2 separate regions of the Homo sapiens genome follow, and region 1 is linked to region 2. Evidence: chromatin loops called from intact Hi-C (ENCODE). Cell type or tissue: CD4-positive, alpha-beta T cell. All regions are shown on one strand. Links, peaks and the distances in the headings refer to the core of each region. The heading gives the core; the rest is flanking DNA.

Region 1 (2,915 bases), core at 124-2,623, 100 kb after region 2:
CACCAGCTTAACCACAGCCACCACAGATCGGAGGGTGCTGGCCCCAGCCTGCTGCCTGCTGGTTCTTCTCCTTCCTCCCTCCCTTCCTCACTCATTCCTCCCAGGAGCTGGAATGGGCCAGAGTTTCAATGACACTGAAGGAAAACAGTCTTCTGCAGCCCCACTCTGAGCTGGGGTGCCATGTTGCTGCGGTCTCCCTGGAGTCCACCTTCCTGCTGGCTCAGCTCACTGAATTTTGGGGGACTGGGGCATCCAGGGAGCTGTCAGGACGTCAGCAGGTTAGCTGGGCCATGGCAGGAACGCTACCATTGTTTGGGCCTAATGCCAGTGTAGAGGAAGAAAAACAGTTTTTCTTCCAACTCTCCTAAGCTCTTAGTTGGAACAGAACCCTGTAACACATTAACAGGAGAAAAACAAACAGCAGCTTATTAAAACTGTATGTTTCATACATACATGGGTCACACCCAGGGAGTCAGTAGTTCTTAAATACATGGCTTTGAATTCCAGCTTATATAGCATCTTCAACAACAAAAAATAAATTTCTAGAGAAGTGATAAGGCAAAGAAAAACAACTTTGAGTCTTCAGGGGTGGCAGCTTGTGGCAAGGGAAATAGATGGCAGATAAGGGCTGGTTAGTGAGGCTTGTTCATGTAGGTTTCTCTGTTGGCATTGCTGGCTGATAAGGGTCTAAAATTGTCTTCAGTGGTTAACCTTTGCTCTCCCTGGTAGAAGTGGGATGGGATACCGTTTGTCTTTATACATCTATATCCTGCCTTTAAGCAAATAGAGGGAGGACAGAGAGCTTCCTGTATCTGCTTCTTAACTGCCTTCAGTTCATAAATCCTTATGCCCAAGAGGCATATTTTGTGGTGGCATATTTTGGTGTCCTATCCCAGGAACAAGAGTCAATTGGGAAGTTTGTTCAGTGAGGACTCACTCTAAGAGGGGATAGCTTTAGCTTTCTAGCTAAAATAAGAATAATGCACACTTTTGCCAAATTATAAAGCAAAGACTCAAGGTTTTATTCTTGTACCTAGGACAGTCCCTGCCTCTAGAGAGTTGTCGCACTAGGGGCGGGGAGGGAAGGATGTGACCCTCTTTTGGTTAATTTTAAATTATCATTTCAGCAAATGTGTACTAAGACCCTGTCCTGGCACACTGGGAGGTGCTATAGCTATATCTGTAAATGAAGCCAACCCATCCCTGCCCTCCAGAGCACACAGCCCAGGGAAGAAGTCACAAACAAGGCAGTGTCTCATCAGTGTACACATGTTCTGAGGGGGAAAGTACAGGGGCCACGGGTCCCAGGGCACAGGGATTTCATCTTGACTAGGGAATCAGGGAAGACTACCTGGAGGAAGTAATGATGTCTGTGATGGGACCTGCAGGATGAATATAAGTTAGCTGAGTAAACAGAGAGGGATGACTATCCCCAGGCCAAGGGGAGGAGCTTGGGAGGGTTTGGAGGACAGGAGGTGAGCAAGAGGAAGGAGCGTTAGAGGAACTGAAAGGGCTTCAGAGTTGCAAGGAAGCTGATGGCAAGGGGAGCTACTGGACACAGACCTCGTCCTGGGTATGGTGCTGGGGGTGCTGGATGCTGGACCATGGAGCAGACACTGCTGTTCCCAGGTTTACAGGGGAAGCAAGTGAGGATTAAGGTAACATGGAGCCAGGATTCCAATGCCTCAAGCTGTGGATACTTTATCAGCTGCCCCACATGCTCTACCGCCACCCCCACCCCCACTGACCGCTGCTAACTTTGAGGAGGTGACTTTATTAGGGGACAGCCCAGGAGGTGTTCCTTAGCCCAAGAGGGATCCTAAGCCAGACATTTCACCCCATGTCTCTGGATACTAAGAAGCTAAAATGGTCACAGCAGTGCCCATCCTGACTGAGGACACTGCTTTCCAGATAAAGAGAGGTCTCTCAGGGCCTCCGTCTACCCCTTAGTAAAAGGTTTATTTTGCCTGTGGGAGGAGAGCATTGAGATCGCTGGCTGAAGTAAAAACTAAGGAGTTGGGTTGGGGGTGATAAACCCCTTTACCTATGGGAGGGCTTTGCCGTGGCTCACTTGGGCCGGAGGATAGGTAGGCGTGGTCGTAGGCAGCGGAGGGTGTGGGGGCCACTCATCCCTTCAGAAGCCACCACTCACGCTGGATTACTGACCAGGGTTTTGGCGCGTAACTCATTCCATCCTCCAAGGTACTGTTGTGCTTTCAGTCTCCAGGTCACCCGCAGGGTAGGTGACCAGAGCCAGAGAAGCGGTTTATTCCCGGGGCTCCGCACTGCACCCACGCGCCCGCGCCTGTGTTTGACTGCACGAGGATTCTCCGGAGGTGTCCCTTCCTGCCAGCCAGGCCTCACCCCTGGGTACGCATAGGTCAGAGGCCCACGATGAGAGTGAGAGAGAACGTGCCGCTCTCTCCAAAGCAGCCACTTTTCTGCAACAGTGGGAGTTGCTGAGGGAGGAGGAAGAGGATAGTGAAACTTTTTTTTAAAAGGCCGACTCCTCAGAGGCTGGCCTTTGCCCCATCTTTCAAGTCCCCGAAGTCTCCAGGCTGTTTCCCTGATGTTTGCAGGGCCCTCCCGAGCACACACTCAGCAGCACGCTCGACTTCTCCCACACAAAGGCCCTGGCCTCCCACAGGCCTCCCTCCATTGTGTCTGCCTGGGGGAGGGCCCTTCTCCTTCAGGATACTGTAGCTTCTCTGCGTGACAAGCCAGCATTCACGGCTTTCAGGTGCCAGCCTGGAGAGGGACACCCACCACGGGCTTGGTGTGCTGGGGTCACAATGGCCTTATTATGGCGGTCGCTCCGGTGGGGCCTGGCCAGGGAGCCTGGGAGATCAAAAGCCTGGGAACCAAGTCCCCAACAAAGGACCCGAGGACGGCCTTATCCAGGCTTTGCATCTCTC
Region 2 (2,915 bases), core at 306-2,805:
TATTTATATATTTATATATTTATATAAATATATATTTATATATTTATATAAATATATATTTATATATTTATATATTTATATAAATATATATTTATATATTTATATAAATATATATTTATATACTTATATATTTATATATTTATATATTTATATATTTATTTATATATTTATATATTTTTTATATATTTATATATAATTTATATATATTTATATATTTATATATATTTATATATTTTTTTTATATATACCACAATTTCTTTATCTACTTGTTGATTGATGGGCATTTGGACTAGTTCCACATTTTTGCAATTGCGAATTGTGCGGCTATAAACATGCGTGTGCAAATATCTTTTTTGTATAATGACTTATTTTCCTCTGGGTAGAAACCCACTAGCAGGATTATTAGATCAAATGGTAGTTCTACTTTTAGTTCTTTAAGGAATCTCCACACCTTTTTCCATAGTGGTTGTACTAGTTTACATTCCCACTAGCAGTGTAAAAAAATTGTTCCCTTTTGACTGCATCCCCGCCAACATCTATTATTTTTTTATATTTTTGATTATGGCCATTCTTGCAGGGGTAAGGTGGTATGGTATTGTGGTTTCAATTTGCATTTCCCTGATCATTAGTGATGTTGAGCATTTTTTCATATGTTTGTTGGCCATTTGTATATCTTCTTTTGAGAATTGTCTCTCCATGTTCTTAGCCCATTTTTGATGGGATTATTTGTTTTTTGTTTTTTGTTTTTTCTTGCTAATTTGTTTGAGTTCCTTGTAGATTCTGGACATTAGCCCTTTTTCAGATGTTTAGATTGTGAAGATTTTCTCCCACTCTGTGGGTTGTCTGTTTACTCTGCTGATTGTTTCTTTTGCTATGCAGAAGCTTTTTAGTTAATTGAGTCCCATCTATTTATCTTTGAAATTAGAGAGTTTTAGATCTAGATAGGGCTCACCTTACTCCTTCCCCCTTTCCCCTTTACAGATGAAAAGTTGAGCCCAGGGAGGTTAAACAACTTGCCTACAGGAGTAACTCATGTCGGTACCTGGCTTCAGGACCAGTAATTAGATCTCTGGATCCTCAGTATGGATCCCCAATTTTCCCCTGTTTCTTCTATTCAGCTCAGAGGGCAGTGCTAATCCCAGGTTACAGTACTTGGCACTCAGCTAAACAGTGGGGCTTAGACATCCCTGGCCCTCCTCAGATACCAGGATACCAGTTTTATGAAGAACAAACCCTGATACCAGTGTTCTCAACCTCAGCACTATTGACTTTTGGACAGAGAGGACAGAGAGAGGGAATATGGTGTGAGATGAACTGGAGGGGTGGACAGCCATATTGGGCACAGTCCTGTGGGTCACATAGATTTCTGCCTTGTCGTGGAAGTGACAGGAAGCCCTTGGCCCACTTGACTGAGAAGGATGGTGTAAAAATATTTGGTTTTGTTTGTTTGTTCTTACAGACAGAGTCTTGCTCTGTCTCCCAGACTGGAGTGCAGTGGCACAATCATAGCCCACTGCAACCTCAAACTCACATAGCTCTTTGTTGTGGGTGACTGTCACCCACATTGTAGGATGTTTAGCAGCATCTCTGTCTTGCACGTCATATGTTCGGCAGCATCCTTGCCACTAGATGCCACTGGCATCTTCTCCTTCTCTGCACATCTATAGTGGTGACATTTAAAAACATCTCCACACATTGCCAAGTGTCTCCAGAGGAGTGGGTGTGGAGGGACAAAATTGCCCCTGCTTGAGAACCAATGTCTTATATTGATGAGCTCCAGCATCACATGAGTCAAAGAAAACCAGAAAATTGAAAAGGGTAAAGCTCCTATCATTCATTTAGAATGAAATGATTACTATTTTCCTAATAATCTTGAGAAAAGTGATTTGTTCATTCACTCATTCAACAAAAATATATTGTGTATGTACTATTGCCAGGTGCTGTCATAGTCTTTAGGGAGACAGGAATGAACGGGTTGGATTCTAGAGCAGCAGTCCCCAACTTTTTTGGCACCAGGGACTAGTTTTGTGGAAACAATTTTTCCACGGAGGGTTAGGAAGAGATGGTTTTGGGATGAAACTGTTCCACCTCAGAACATCAGGCATTAGATTCTCATAAGGAGCACACAACCTATATCCCTCACATGTGCAGTTCACAATAGGGTTAGCGCTCCTATAAGAATTTAATGCTGCAGCTGATCTGACAGGAGGTGGAGCTCAGCTAGTAATGCTTGCTTGCCCACCACTCACCTCCTGCTCTGTGGCCCCATTCCTAACAGGCCACAGACTGGTACTGATCCGCTGCCTGGGGGTTGGGGACCCCTGCTCCAGAGGGTTTATAATCAAGCTCAGTGGCTGTGAAAATGAGAGACCATTTCTAGGACTTCAAGAGTCCATGGAGAAAGGGAAAAAGGAGAGAAGCCAGAGGAGACAAAGAATCAATAGTCAGAAGTGGCTAGAAAGCCAGGAGAGTACACCGTGACAGAAGTCAACCTAGGCATTGGGCGGCTGAGACAGACTTCATTGTCAGGAGCACCTGTGTCTCAATTCTGGCTTACTATTACTTGGGCAAATTACTTCTTTAACCTCAGTTTCCTTGTCTGTAGAATGGAAATCATAACAGTAGTCACTTCCTGACTGTTTTGAAGACGAAACAAAAATAAGATAATACATGTGAAGCTCTTAGCACAGAGAGAGCACAGACTGGGACCTGGTAAACATGGAACAAACCTATGGAAGCTGCTCTAGTTATCTTTCAGTTTATACTATTTTATTGCTAGGAACAAAGTTGTGCTCCAGGCAAAGGCACGTCAACAGCCACCAAAGATTGGAATAAGCCTTTGGGGCAGTTATTTTAGCTTTAGCCATCTGGCTGTCCCTTATCAATAATTTGTTGGTTGCATCTGCGGTGGGTTT

Evidence for each region. Hi-C counts contacts between places; a loop is a spot of excess contacts. Peaks named below come from ENCODE experiments on the same cell type or tissue, not always from the same donor. Only the 100,000 strongest peaks of a DNase experiment are listed, where the experiment ranks them.
Region 1: it touches region 2 in a loop (1.8-fold over the local background); 6 of 110 quality-filtered maps call a loop at or near these places.

What each region holds. Positions count from the first base shown.
Region 1 is chr11:36,452,449-36,455,363 of GRCh38, forward strand. All of the region lies in intron 8 of PRR5L (proline rich 5 like), which reads left to right. Among named protein-coding and RNA genes, the nearest start is that of TRAF6, 56 kb to the right of the region's middle. RefSeq lists an enhancer at 2,803-2,915. In CD4-positive, alpha-beta T cell, for the core only: no CTCF peak of the experiment used is centred there; a DNase peak (open chromatin) is centred at 1,463.
Region 2 is chr11:36,351,552-36,354,466 of GRCh38, forward strand. The region is part of intron 1 of PRR5L (proline rich 5 like); the gene reads left to right. Among named protein-coding and RNA genes, the nearest start is that of PRR5L, 57 kb to the left of the region's middle. In CD4-positive, alpha-beta T cell, for the core only: no CTCF peak of the experiment used is centred there; a DNase peak (open chromatin) is centred at 1,560.